Linked DNA regions of Homo sapiens: all the other regions are linked to region 3. A link is a loop called in an ENCODE intact Hi-C map of the cell type or tissue named here. Cell type or tissue: IMR-90. All regions are shown on one strand.

The links. Peaks named below come from ENCODE experiments on the same cell type or tissue, not always from the same donor. Only the 100,000 strongest peaks of a DNase experiment are listed, where the experiment ranks them.
Region 1: it touches region 3 in a loop (2.3-fold over the local background); 4 of 110 quality-filtered maps call a loop at or near these places.
Region 2: a loop joins it to region 3, with 7 times the contacts of the local background. A loop is called at or near these places in 15 of 110 quality-filtered maps.

Annotation. Positions count from the first base shown.
Region 1 is chr17:60,898,930-60,903,929 of GRCh38, reverse strand. It overlaps BCAS3 (BCAS3 microtubule associated cell migration factor), which reads right to left. Exons shown (of 24, transcript NM_017679.5): 11 at 1,227-1,310. It also overlaps the pseudogene RN7SL448P. Among named protein-coding and RNA genes, the nearest start is that of BCAS3, 220 kb to the right of the region's middle. In IMR-90, a CTCF peak has its summit at 2,588 (motif pointing left); a DNase peak (open chromatin) is centred at 1,939; H3K4me3 peaks cover 268 bases.
Region 2 is chr17:60,969,743-60,974,742 of GRCh38, reverse strand. All of the region lies in intron 14 of BCAS3 (BCAS3 microtubule associated cell migration factor), which reads right to left. Among named protein-coding and RNA genes, the nearest start is that of BCAS3-AS1, 160 kb to the left of the region's middle. In IMR-90, a CTCF peak has its summit at 2,774; a DNase peak (open chromatin) is centred at 2,772.
Region 3 is chr17:61,387,860-61,392,859 of GRCh38, reverse strand. BCAS3 (BCAS3 microtubule associated cell migration factor) reads right to left here. Exons shown (of 24, transcript NM_017679.5): 24 at 29-883. The coding sequence ends at 735. Among named protein-coding and RNA genes, the nearest start is that of TBX2-AS1, 9.2 kb to the left of the region's middle. In IMR-90, a CTCF peak has its summit at 2,733 (motif pointing right); no DNase peak of the experiment used is centred here; H3K27ac peaks cover 135 bases.

The DNA of each region.
Region 1 (5,000 bases), 490 kb after region 3:
TGTGTATGAGATAGACAAGTCTAAAAGGAGTCTAATACTTGAGAAAAAGATCTCGTTGTATTTTGTGGATAAATGAGTAGACTAATACTGAAGATGTTTTCTAAATACTCTCTCTCAGCTCTTCATTGAAATAACCATCATAATTTTTCTATACACAATGGAGAAAAGTAAGCAATCTTTATTAAGATTTCTGCAATTGCTGGGTGCGGTGATGCACACCTGTAACCCCAGCACTTTGGGAGGCTGAGGTGGGTGGATTGCTTAAGCTCAGAAGTTCAAGACCAGCCTGCGTAACATGGCAAAACCCTGTCTCTACAAACCAGGCGTGGCGGCATGCGCCCGTAGTCCCAGCTACTTGGAAGGCTGAGGTGGGTGTTCACTCCTGCCTGAGCAACAGAGCGAGACCCTGTCTTAAGAAAAGAAAAAAGATTTCTGAAATCTAAAAACTCATAGTGCTATAGGCATAAAGACCTAATGGTTAATTCCCTTTTGGGTGAAAAATATGTAATGCTTCTCTCATCAAACCAAGGAACACATTCTGAAGCGCATCATGTAAGCGTCTGTGATCAAATATGAAGTATTTTTGTATTTGTTTTACATAAAACAGTGTGACCTTTGATTCCCACTCTGTGGTTTGCTTTAAACTGTTGTTCTTTTCTGAATGGTTGTGCTTTCTATTATATGTTGTCTTTTAGATTCACTCTGTCATTCCTATTATTAGAATTGTTTTGTTGTATACTTCACAATTCTAAAGGATAGTGGTTACAAGAATACCTTATAATCAGCATAAAGTTTACCAGACATCATCAAAATTAACCCTCACACACATGAAAAAAAGAGCTCACTTGACAAACATGAAGGGGCAGCCCCTTGATATAAAAGAATCTTTGAATGTGACGAGGGACTGACTCAAGTTTTCATAGGGAATAATATTCTTTTCATGAGAAGAAGACTCTGAAATGTTCAAAGATGCAAAGGGATGTCAGTGTAGGCAGAACGATGCAAATCACAGAGAATCCAGAAGTCACTGTTTAAAACATGGAAAGCTTCTTCCAAATGTGGTATTAATTAGGTAACAGTCTTGAAGCTAGTTAACAGACTTAAAATCTTTAAAATTGGATAAGTACAAGCACTACAATCATTACAATAGAAAATATAATTCAGGAGAGAAATCTGAACAATTACTACACATAACCACAACTCTCCAAGATTTCGGAGGTACTCACTTTAGCAGCACTAATGACTGTGGCAGTATAAGACTGAATGTTGTCTCCACAGGCTCCACCACGGGACTGATGACATCGAATCAACTGAGAAAAAGAGAGAGAGAGAAGCAGAACGTCATTTCTATTAATCTGTTTAACTCTACAGGCTATCAGGATAGAGCTTATTTTCCGTGAACAGTGATGGTGATGGGTGGGAATGTTTGCATGAGTGTATTTCAGACAAACAGCTAAAAGCTTTGCCGAGACACTTCTACCCCTTTTTATAATCTACTGGTGCCACTCAGGCAGTTTCATGCTCAACTACGGTTTTCATTACAAGAAGAATGGTCTTTAAGAATCCATAAACTCTGAAATGGTAGGATTGGGGTCTGGTGGCCTTTCCACAAATAAATTTTAAAAACGTAATCAAAGGACTTACACATGACTTCCTAACTTAAATATCTGACATGCTAACAAATTAGATGTTTTATCCTGTTAACTCCTCCACAAAGATTATAAAAGAAAACATAAAAAGTAGACAAAAGATTTTGCCATATTTATATTTTCAATTGTGTCAGTGGAAAAGCATTACAAATTACGCATAAATCAACTATGACAAGTATATTAGCTGTCCACTTCAGAGAGCTTAAACTTTTACCATTAGGAATGAAAAAGACATATCCTTATTTGTGACTGACATAAATAAAGCAAACTGCCAATTTTCAAAATGAATCACTACTTTGATATGCATGATTATTTCACATGCTACGCAATAAACCAGGATTAAATTCTCCACTGGTCCTCTACTTCCTATATTTAGCAAAAAATGTCATTAGCCAGATTTGTATGTTTAACATTTTTAAAAAACAAAATGACAAGGGTAGAGTATTAGAACTGCACCACATTATGAGTTTTTTAGAACCTCTGGAATTCACGAAGAATCTATATCTCACAAAAAGTAAAAATTAAAAATGCTTTACATTGTTTAAAACCAGGTCCTCTGATGAAGACTGATATGTAATCCTTTTATTCTTAATTCAAAATTTTCTTCATCACTGACATTGTTATTTTAAACATCCCTGAAAGCAATAGTAATATATTATAATAGAATGGAACACCCTTAAAAGTATGATATGCAAAGTCAAGATTTTTTTAAGCAATCTCTGTTACATCACACTGAATGACTGCTTAAATAGATTTGAAAGAGAGAAGTGAGGAATTTTCCAAATGTCAGGTGATCATCAAATGTGGTTTCACATAGAGTACAATAAAGAATTTGAAAAGTGATCATTTTAGCAAATAAAAAGAATCTCTCTCTTGCTCACTCATTCATCCACAAATACACATTCAAATAATTATGAAAATTATTCCTCTGCTGCCTCCTGCTGCATAAGCAAGAAAAGAAAGGCTATTACTTATTCCCTGCTTCTGGTAATTAAAATACTCAAGGACAAATATGTAAAAAACAACAACAACAACAACAACACTCTTACCTTTCTTTTTTTTTTTTTTAAGAGACAGAGTCTCACTCCGTCACCCAGGCTGGAGTGCAGTGGTATGATTTCAGCTCACTGAAACCTCTGCCTCTTGGGTTCAGGTAATTCTCCCGCCTCGGCCTCCCAAGTAGCTGGGATTACAGGCACATGCCACCACGCCTGGATTTTTTTTGTTTATTTTTAGTAGAGACGAGGTTTCCCCATGTTGGCCAGGCTGGTCTCAAACTCCTGGCCTCAAGTGATGCACCAGTCTTAGCCTCCCAAAGTGCCAGGATTACAGGAGTGAGCCACCACGCCCAGCCCTATTCTTACCTTTCAAATTCAACTACAACTGAGTCAGCAGTTCTACACAAAAGTAACTAAGTCAGAAATTTTGGTCTAAATTTAGAATCATCAGAAAATTACATTTGTATCTTGGTTCAACAAAATCAAAGATGAGTCAGAATTTTGCACTATAGAAATAGTGCAAAATTCTATCAAATGAACTAATTTCCAGGAAATATTGTTAAGCAAAAGAAAAAAAAAAGCAGTTTGCCAAAGAGCATATATACGTTATCATTTGTGAATGAAAGGGATATAGACTTTGGTCAAACACCATTTCATGCTCACCTCTTCCACTTAGAAGAACCAAAATAGTGCATAGAGAATCACACTTCAAATACACTGTCCAAGGTAAAACACTGGAATTCAACAGAGAACTAACAGGAAACACCAAAAGTGGGTAGGAGAAGGAAGACAAGTAGCCTGCTTGGCTAGGATAGGCTGGGAGCTGGGAGTGGCTTCCCAACACAAGGCAAGGGTAAGTAAGAGAATTCCAGCGGCCCACATCCCCAACCATGGAACCATGCAATCTTAGCCAGGAAAGAGACCCTCTACCCTCCCAGGCCCTGAAACTTAACATAGGGAGCTGCCAGGAGACTCTCCAACAGAACTGCTCCAGGGAGGGAGCTTGTACTGGGTCCTATACACTTTCTGATACCTAAGTGGCTATAGCAAGACAATATTTTCTTTTTCTTTTCTTTCTTTCTTTTTTTTTTTTTTTAAGAGACAGCGTCTCACTATGTTGCACAGGCTGGAGTGCAATATTCATAGGTGCAATCCCACTACTGATCAGCATGGGAATTTTGACCTGCTCTATTTCCAACCTGGGCTGGTTCACCCCTCCTTAGGCAACCTGGTGGTCCCCTACTCCTATGAGGTCACCATATTGATGCTGAACTTAGTGCAGACACCTGATTGGCATAGTGCACTACAGCCCAGAGCTCCTGAACTCAAGCAATCTTCCTACCTCTGCCTCCCAAGTAGCTGGAACTACAGGCACAAGCCACCATGCCCAGCAAGACATCATTTTCAAACCTGGTTTTTGGCAGATGGCATGCTGCTCTGGGGCCTAGCAGCACTGGGACTGAGGTGTTAAAAAAAAAAAAATCAGGGGCCTGGAGTGGTGGCTCACACCTGTAACCTCAGCATTTTGGGAGGCTGAGGTGGGCAGATCACAAGGTCAGGAGTTAGAGACCAGCTTGGTCAACATGGTGAAACCCTGTCTCTATGAAAAATACAAAAATTAGCCAGGCATGGTGGTGCATGCCTATAATCCTAGCTACTCAGGAGGCTGAGGCAGGAGAACTGCTTGAACCCAGGAAGTGGAGGTTTCAGTGAGCCAAGATTGCGCCACTGCACTCCAGCCTGGGCAACAGAGCGAGACTCCATCTCAGGAAAAAAAAAATCTCAGGCTGTCACTGCTGGGACTAGGGTGTGATCTGGGCTCATTCCCGCACTAGGGGCTGAGAATCGAGTAAAGCATTGGCTGTAGCAGCTACCAATGCAGGGAAGCAAGTGCTGCCAGGCCAGAGACTGAGACATGAGCAGGCATGAGTTGCCACTAAGACTTGGTTGCGAGCTGGGCAGAGGCTCCTGCAGCCAGGGATGGGGGTGAGACAGGTATATGCCATTGCCACCGGGACTGGGGGGTGAGCCCCACTGGGACTGGGGTGTGAAAGAGACACATTTTCCCCACCTACCAGCCTAGCTGTGGCCACTGAGGCCAGACCTACCCTCTCCATAAGCAGCCTCAGGGCCCCTCACCCAAAAACTGATCCTAGGATTACCCTGTCCCCACCCACCATGGCTGGTATCTGCTCTCATCATTGGGGAGCCTGAGAACAAGCCCACCCAGCCTAGTTCTGCCTTCAACCCCCAAAGACAGAACTCATAACCCAGGGTCCTTGGGACTGCCCAAACCAATCCACTTCTTTGGGTACATAAGCACTCCTCCAGGGGGTCTGAGGTTGGGCCTTAT
Region 2 (5,000 bases), 420 kb after region 3:
TAAATGTTTTGCAAATTTATGTTAGGTTATGTAATTTACCATTCATTAAATGTTTCCTGTATTATTTAGCATATTTATAATATCTCACATTTCTCATTATAATGATATAAAATTTGGCTAATCAGAAACCAATTAGGCCTCTAAAATGCTAAGATATTTGTTCTTTAAAACGTACTGTAGTCATAGTCCAGTAATTCCGATTTATACAAATACTTTATGTAATCTGAGTTATTCATTTTTAAATATTTCATCGATTTGAGAATTCAAAACTGTAATATTTGGGGAAACCAATATCTAATATAGTAGATATACTCACATGGAACATAAAATTTCTAAAGAGTGTTTTCATCTATGTTCAACATTTTATCAAAACTTAAAAAAATTAATTCACAAAATGGGTTGAAGTCAAAGTACATATGAAACAAGAGGATTGGGTACTAGAATTAAATGTTACTACATTTCAGCATCTAAGATGTAGAAATCAGCATCTTATAAGGCTGTGAATTCACCACCAAAAACTCAATAACAACCTCAATTAATAAGAATGATAACATTTTGGGATTATTTAACATCCTAAAAAAACCTGAAGCAGAGATTGTTAAACTTTAGTGTGATAAGAAGCACTTAGATGATCTGTACAAAATGCAGATCCTGTGGTCACATCTTCAGAATTATGATTCAGCAGTTATTTGGGTAGGAGGGGGGATGACCAAGAAATATGCATTTTTAGAATACTTAAATAATAACTCTGGTACTGATCAGCAATACCAAGTTAGAAAATAAAGTGACCAGCAACAGCATTCCCTCCAACCCCATATCAAACCTTAGAAATTACAGAAAAAATATTTTTAGGCAGGGTGTGGTGGCTCACGCCTATAATCCTAGCACTATGGGAGGCCGAGGCAGGTGGATCACTTGAGGTCAGGGGTTCAAGACCAGCCTGGCCAACATGGTGAGACCCTGTATCTACCAAAAACACAAAAATTAGCCGGGTGTGGTGCATGCGCCTGTAATCCCAGCCACTCAGGAGGCTGAGGCAGGAGAATCGCTTGAACCTGGGAGGTGGAGGTTGCAGTGAGCTGAGATTACACCACTGACCTCCAGCCTGGGGGACAGAGCAAGACTCCTTCATACATATATATATATATATATATATTAATAATAAGGTAATAGCAATGTCTAGGGCAGCAGCAGGGCAGAGAGCACTGACGAAAAAGGGCAGGAGGAAAGTTGTTTCTGAGATAAGAAAACTATTCTATATCTTGATTGTGGTGATGATTATATAGATTTAACTACTGAGAGGCAAATCCAACATCCATCTCCAACATTCACTCCTTCACTGGATGCCACCACAGATACTTAATCTGTGATTGCCTAGCCTCTTTTACAACAAGTGGTGACATAGTTATGATCACTCAAAGGCAGGTGGCTATTGCAGGATTCTGGAACAGTATCTGCTTTCCTGATAAAGGAAATTAACATCACTGATGGTGCCCTTTCTCCCCTTCTTATTGCCTTGAAGTCTGAAATGATGCCCAGGGAAGTGACATTTATAAAGGAATCATGAGGGAAAGAGCAAAAAAAGTCACATAGACATCATTCAGCCAAGACCAGCAGCAAACATTTTATAACGTGATAAAAAATAAACACTGATTTTAAAAAACCATTGTTAAATGTGGTTTTCTTTCTATGGCCAAAAGTATGCCTAATGATTCCAATAACAACGCCCTTTCTAACCCTACTGGAAAAGAAAGAAAACCCAAGAGCAATGCTCGGATAAAAAGTCTCAAGACGAAGAGAGTTATCATAAAGATAACTGCATATAGCAATAACTACCTTGCCAAAGTCCAAGCCATTTGATGAGGTTATGTTTAATGAAAACATATAGAAATATAAAAAAGGGAATTAAAATACAAGTTCTAGAAACATTCCCAGCCATGTACTTCAACATTTTTTATCCTTCAGAACTGATAAAAACACGTGCACTTTCGGGCTGGACACAGTGACCCATGCCTGCAATCTCAGAGCTTTGGGAGGCCAAAGTGGGAGGATCTCTTGAGGCCATGGATTCAAGACCAGCCTGGGCAACATAGCAACAGCCTCTCTAAAAAATTTTTATAAAAATTAGCTGGGCATGGTGGTATGCAACTGTATGTAGTCCCAGCTACTTGGGAGGCTGAGGTGGAGGATCTCTTGAGCCCAGGAGTTCAAGGCTGCAGTGAGCAATGATTGCACTACTACACTCTAGCCTACGTGACAGAGCAAGACCCTGTCTCAAAAAAAAAAAAAAAAAAAAAAGGCCAAGTGAGATAAAAGCCCAACATCCTAGCTGTCCCACCTTATGCAAAGGGTAGCTTCCCCTGCCATGCACAGGGGATAACATTACTGAAGGGCAATTGTCACTGGAGCAACTGGCATGTGCACATTAAAAACGCTAGTCCATGCTTTTCATGGAGGAAAAATACACTGGAATGGGATATAAAATGGTGGGACCCTTTAGTCCGATTCAATGTACTATCATTTTGACTTATGTTGGTGAATATATAACTGGTATTAATGGCTTACATGACTGTACTTAAATGCTTGTGCCAGAGGATATCATCGAACATGTACACCAAGGTGATAGTGGGACAACTGCACAACAGACCACCTACTAGACTTCCAGTTCCTTCCCATATTATATGCCAGAAACAACGTAGGATTCCAAGAGTAAAATGTTTAGGTAAAGACTTAATGGCTGCTGAAGTACTCAGAGGTGTTATCTCAGTACAACATCGCCACCTGCCTGATGCAGCCACCAAGTACACTCCCTTTTTTAGAAGGCTGCTATTAACCAGCTACAAAGTTCTAATTGTAATTGAACAACTGACCCATGGAGGCCTTGTGACTTTCTAGACCTACTTGGGGATGGGTCAACTAAAATTTGAAAATGAACAAGGTGGGAAGAGCCCAACCAACAGGGACCGCTATTCAAATGGAAATGGTATATTCCAGAGTACAGCCAGTCTGGTTGAGCAGAACCTTGGGTATTACAGCCACTTTATCTTTTATTCCACTGTCAGAAGCATGCCACTGGCTCAAGAGGCACTGGATTCACAGAGCTTCCTTTAAATACCTGGGCCTGATTGACTGATGGCTCAGCTAAGATGAAACCTGATGATGCCCACTGGGCCTTGATAGCTGTATAACCCCAACAACTCTGGAAGGCTGATTGAAATAAGGAGCAACCAGCATGATAGAATAATGCAAAGCCATCACCCCAGCTTTAATTCAGGGTTAGGTAAAAACTATGTCGGTGGGCCAACTGTGCCCATTCATTTATGTACTGCCTATGGAAGCTTTTGTATGACAGCAGGAGAACTGAGTATAGAGACAATATGGAATGCAGAGTCAAAGATACTTATTATCTGGTCCTTTAAAGAAAAAGTTCGCCGCCTCCTAATTCTGAAAACCCTCTAGAAGTTTCATTTTTACTGACTTTTCCTCAGTTGGCAATGGCCTGGCCAGTGGTCTCATCTGCCACAAGGAAGACTAAACACTCGCAGACTACAGATGCACCTCTTTGGGGCCATGAGTTCTGCAAACAAATCATAGTTGCTAATTGAACAATCTGGATCACTCACAGCCAAGGTAAGGTTCTATTCACTGATGGAAATGACTGGAATCAAGCTGCTTATCAAGCCTACAGTACCCTGCACTGCACTGTGATTGCCATCCAAATCCATCCATAATAAATGTTTTGCCTCTGACTTAAGTATCATCTATTATCCACTGTTTCATATCCATTCAAACTAGGCATGATGTCATAATTGAAAATAATATGTATTCTGCAGTTGTTGGGTTTGGTTATCTAATAGGCCAATGTAGCTAGTAGTGTTACTCTAATAATTTATGTCTTTTTTCTCTATTCTATCAACATCAAGAAAGTGGTATTAAAATCAACAATGCTGATTGTAGAATTATTCATCCTATTAATTCTGATTTTATTTAATGTATTTTAAAACTCAGTTTTAGATGCATACATTTATTTTATTTTTTATCATACAGCCCAAAATGTCAAGATGCATTTAAATTATGTGCATTTAAAACTGAGTCTACGTGCATACATTTAAATTTTCCTGATAATTTGACTTTTGAACAGTACAAAATATCTCTGGTAATAGGCTTTGTCTTAAATTCTATTTTAGTTGATACTAATATAGTTGAATTTCCAATATTCTTATGTTTCTTATTTGGATGATGTATCTTTTAATATACATTTACTATCATATTAATGTCTCTATATTCAACACTACCTTATAGGCAATTTCTTCCTTTATATTGGAGTACATTAATATTTAATTTCTATATGGTTGAATTTTGATATACCATTTAATATCTGTTTTCTGTTTATCCCTCTTTTTCTTGTGCTTCTGCCTTTCCTTTCCTGTCTTTTGTATTAACTGAACATTTTTTAGTATGCCATTTTCATTGAAGCATTGATTTTTTATGTATAGCAATGTTGAACCTTGCAATAGTACAGCTCCATATACCTGCCTCCACCCTAGCACCCTCCATCTTTGTGCTATAGTTGTCATATGTATTACATGTACATATAATACAATACCAACAAAATAATTCAATCATTCCCATATATTAGACACAAATTTTTAAAAGGGAAAAATCATCCTTTCTATTCAACAAGAAATGACCATATTCTTCACTATTTCCTAAAGCTGCAAGTTTGCTTCTGGTATTATGTGCCATTAGCATAATTTACAGTGTGGATGTCTCGCCTTTACTGCTCCTTCATCCTTGAGAGATATTGTTGTTTGATGGAAAACTTCAGGTGGCCAATATTTTATTCTTTGAGTCCTTCAGACATGTTATTCCACTGTCTTCTGACTTCCATGGTTTCCAGTGAGAAGTCAATAGTGTGTTAAAATGTACTTTCTGTGTGTGCAATGCATTACTTTTGTCTGCCTACTTTCAAGATTTCCTCCTTACTTTGGTTTTCAGAA
Region 3 (5,000 bases):
GAGGACCCTTACCCCAGCAACTCAGGGATGGACACCAACTGCAGCGTGATTTATTGGACAAGACGTGCACTTTTCAACAGGGCCTCAGTAACCACGGTTTCCTTCACTGATCAGTACAGGACCAGGGTAAAGGGGCTTAAAGATAAGAAAGACAAACTCTTCCCATGAACAGATGGGGAAAGAAAGGAGGAAGAAGAGGCATGTCCTCCCTTCCTCCTTCCCTAGTACTCTGGGCCTCCGTTCACCCCGTGCTGGAGTGGGGCTGACCAAGGGAAGCTGGGGGCAGTGTGTGTCACAGCCAGACATGAGCTGAGGCTGTGACTGTCCACTCAGGGTCAAAATGGCCAGGTGGACGATCAACTCTGTCCCCACTCAGGCCCCCAGATCTGGTCACTGTTCCAGGCTCCCCCCACCCGCCCCACCGTGGGTATGGTTAAAAAATACAAAAGCGGATCCAATGCAGGATGTCATATGCAAACATACACAGGGACCGAGCTTCTACAGTCTCTCCTGGCCACAGCCTCCACCGACAGGTGTGGCAGAGGGCAAGTGCGCTGAGGTGCTTGGAGAAGGGTCTCTTCTCCATCCAGGTAGGATGGGCGGCTGCTGTCACTAAGCTTGGGGAAGGTGGTTGATGAAGGAAGAGCAGAGACTGAAGGGTAGGACCAGAGCGGGGCTTCTCCCCTCCTCCAGCAGGGGAGGGGGCTGGCCAGTCAGAAGCAGGTTGCTGGTACCTACGGGAAGCCAGTCGGGAAGAGGCTGAGGGGCTGGCTCTCATTGGTGGGCAGCGGAGATCGGTAGCCATCAAAGTTTCTTGGTATGCTGCCGCTGGTGGAGCCTGAGCTGTTACTCAGAGTCTCGATGCTTCCCTCTCGCTGAAGTTCTGCAAGACACAGGAGAGGGCCAGGCCTGGTTAGAGTTGGGTCTGGGGAGTGGGGGCACCATCTGGGCCAGGCTGCCTGCCTTGAGGCACCATTCTGGGTTCACTTGTGTCCTTCCGCAGGGGGATCCCCGCCTGCTCCCTGGATGGGCAGGGGGCAGCTCAGGTCACAGGAAGGCTCAGCCAGGGGAGGGAAAGCCCCCTGGCTGGCAGACTCTGGTGTGAGAGCACCGTCTCCCTGCTGCGGGAAGCCCTTTAGGCCCGAAGCACGGCCACCCTGACGATGTGTGTGGACTACACAGCTCTTCATGAGCCCGTACCCACGCCTGCACACACTCATGCTCAGCCAGCATGCCCCCAACTCCACAGTGCCTTCTGTCCCGGCTCTACAGGGGAGGCAGGCGGGGAGAAGCTAGGACACGGGAGGGCTTGCAGCATCCCTGCCTGATCTGTCCCCACCTCTCTCCTGCCCTGCCTGTGCCTAGAGCTTCTGCCTGGCTTTGCCACTCACTCATTCACTCATGCTCACCCACACAGTCCATCTGCTGGCCAGGTCTTGGCTCATCTTTGGCACCTCCTGCCAAGTGTCCTGTTTCCCTGGGAGGGGATGCCTGGTTTGAGAGGGGCCTGCTCCAATGAAGAGAGGGTCCCTGTCTGCCTGAAGTGCCTCCTTTCTCCTTTCCTCTTAGGCCCCAAGTCTCCTGGAGGCCCCTCAGCATCAACCTGAAGGGCAGGCAGGGAGTCCCGCCCTCCTCCTCCTCTGCCTCCCTGGCCCTGCACATCCATGTTGCCACCTCAGATATGGCAGCTTGATCCATCTAATTCAGCTGTGGGCCGCTCAATTGTCCTACCATCTCTTGACCCAAGTCAGGTCCTGGGGTAGGTGGGTTGGGAATGGAATTCCCTGCTTGCTGAGTGCAAGGAAGAACCAATTACTTCTTGGCTTTTTGAAGGTGGTCAGTTCCGATTCCCTTTCAGTCTCCCCCGGGGGCTCTGACATATGGGCACACACACACCGGGCAGTCTCTGGAGCCTGCCCCAAGCCAAGATATGTAGACCTGCAACCTTTCCTTCTCCAAGGGATGCCTGCCTGTGACTGAAGGAGTCTGGCCTGTCCACCCAGGAGTGCAGGACCTCAAAGCAGTCACTTGAAACAGCAAGATGTGCAAAAACGTTGCACTCGTCTGGTCTGGCTTGAGACCTTGGTCTTCATCCTGCAACCGCTCCCAGGCCCCCTGCCACCACACGCGCAGTACAGCCGGCTCTGGTTAGGGAATGAAGGGGTCATGGCCTTCACTCCTGGGCTGGCCAACACCAGCCAGCCAGCAACGAACCACTGACCCCGACTCCCTGCAGGCCTGCAGCAGCCACAGAGTGGAGTGGGGAGGAGGCGGGCACCTGGGCCTGGGGAGGGGAGGGGCCCTTGGGATCCATCAGCCGAGTCTGTCGCCGGGGTCTCGGTGGGACAGTTCACTGGGACACCAGGGCTTCTTGGCAAATTGGGGAAAGTAGGGGGATGGGACTGTGGACAGGGACCGAGGGCCTGACTATGGTCCCTGACCTCCAGGGGACATTGGCTGCCTGGGAAAGTCAAGAGCTATCTGGATATGGATAGAAAACAAGGCAGATAGGATCTTTTTCTCCTGCTCCTCCTTCAGTATCACCCTAATCTGGGGGGACAGGCCATCGTGCCATGAGATGGAGAGGGTGGTAAAGCCAAGAGTAGACCCTGGGGATTTTACATGGAAGCTCCAGACTCCAAGAGACCCCTCTGTTGCCTTATTTCCCCAAAAGCAAGCCGAGGAGTTGTGGGCGATCTGTCCCACCGCCCTCATGCGCGGCCGGCCCGGCACTAGGGGGCGCTGACAGCAGGGCCAGGCGGGCGGGAGAAGAGCACCGGCAGGCGCAAGAAAAGCAGGGGCTTCCTTAGGATCGGGCCGCCAGGCCTAAGGAAGAAAGCCCCCGAGGAAGGAGCAGGCAGGGCCACCAGGATGGGGAAGGCTGGCCCCTTTTTACAGCTCAGGGGCAGCTTTAACGGCCTTGATGCAAAATGCCTCCACATCCACACTGCCAAGGAAGCCAGGAAACGGGAGCCCGGGCCCAGGCATGGCACCCCCACCGTCCCTTGGCATAGGCCCCCAGCAAATACCCCAGCAGCCTCGGTGGTCCCACCAATGAGTCTTCGTGGATGCACCCCAGCCCATCACACCACAGTGCAGGGAAAGCCACCCAGGGGCTTACAAGATGAATGTCCTGTTCTTGGGGGCCAGGGACAACCTGAGCGCCTTGCTCGCATTTTCCCTTTGCCAGTTAGACCCGGGTAAGAAGGATGGGGGCAGCGTTCTCCCTCGCCCCCGCATCCCAGGGTAAGGTAACCAAGGCTCTGCTGAACTTCTCCCTCCTCTGCCTCTGCCCTGGCTAAGCCTGCCCTGTGCGCCTCAGTCTCCTGACTCCAGGTCACCCACCCTGTGCCAAAGCCAGAGTGGGCTATGTACAGCACAGCCCTCATCTTGCTTTTCCTCTGCGTAAAAGCCTTCAGCCACTCCTAACAGTTCCCAGGGCAAGGTCTGAACTCCCCAGCACTGTGAAATGGCCCTCCATGACCTGCCGCCAACCCCTCACTAGTGATACCCGTTATTATGTCTGAGACACAAAAGTGATGAAGCTGTGTGGTGTTTGGACCCATCCAGGTGGTTCTAGGCCTCTGGGCCTGTGTTCATGTAACTTGCTCTACAAAGCCCCAGAACACCTACTCATCTTCCAAAGCTTAGCACGAGTGTCCACTCCTCTGTGAGCCCGTCCTGTCCCCCGAGCAGAGCCTGCCAGACCCTACCCTGCGCTGTGCTGACTCCTAGCCCAGGCCCCCTCATCGTCCCATGTGTCTCATCTAGGGGAGACCCCCTCGGGGGGGTTCTGTGCCTTAACTCTGTATCCCTAGTGGCCTGGAAAATCATGGGTGCCCTAAACATTTCTAGCATGAATGAATGAATGAATGAATGAATGAATGAATGAATGAATGATGTGGTAAGGGGAGGTGGGGGCCCATTCTTCAACACAGACTAACTGAAAGAATCGGGGGCCTGCTGGCCCCGGGGCAGCTTTGTGGGCGCTTTTCTCCACGCCTCCTCTCAGACCCCTTCTGCTCCTCCCCCTGCAGGCAGGGGTGTGTGTGGGAAGTGGAGGGGAGGAGGGCTGCTCAGATTCCCCCCTCCAAGTCATCCCGGCCGCCCAGCCCTACGAGCAAGCGGCAAATGGAAACGTGTGGCCTTACCTTCCTCCATCCCGAACGCATGCTTTGTTACTGTTGGGTTGCTCACGGACGCTGGGCTGTTGGCATTGTTTTTTTTTTCCTTTTTTTTTCCCTTTTGAAAAGAAAAGCATTGAGGAATCTTTTTGGAAAAGATATGGACAACGATTGAGAAGTACACTGATCTCTGCAAGCAGGTGGAGAGGTGTCAGGAGGCGCAGGGGCACACCGTGAGGAGGGGGAGTTTGCAGTCAAGGAGGACAGTGACATGCATGTGTAGGGGCTGGGGACCAATCTGTCTTGGGGGTCCCAGAGATGGATCTGCTGTGACAGAGGGGGCCAAGACCCCGTTCAGAGTGGGGGAGGGGGAGAGGAGTCACAGGTTCAACATGAAGAACAGTTTTAGGAAGTGGGAGGGCTGGGGACCTACGGCCCATGCAGTGCCAGATGGGACCCCATGCAGGTGGGTTGCTGGAGGAGGACAGGGAAACAGACTGCAGTTTTCAGGGATGCCCTTGGACCTTCTGACTCAGTGGCCCAACTCCTGGCTGCTGCCCTCCTCCCCCACTCCCAAGACCTCCAGGTCTGAGCAGCTGTCCTGCGGTTGAGGTGGACCTGTTGGGGAAGTCCATCAGGAACCTGCCAGGGCCCGAAAGAGAGTGCTGGGGGCTCTGTGGCAGGAAATGAGGGAAGTGTCCCCAGCCACCTCCCCCCTTAGAGGTGTGGAGATTCTGGTCAGTGGGAGAAGCTTTAAAAGAGCTTGTTCTCCAGGCCCCAAAGTAGGGCAGGAGAGGAGGAGTGGCTTCCAGGCAAGTGGCTAGACCCAGTCACCTCATTGTGACCTTGCACTCTCCAGGGATGTGGTCCCCTGGG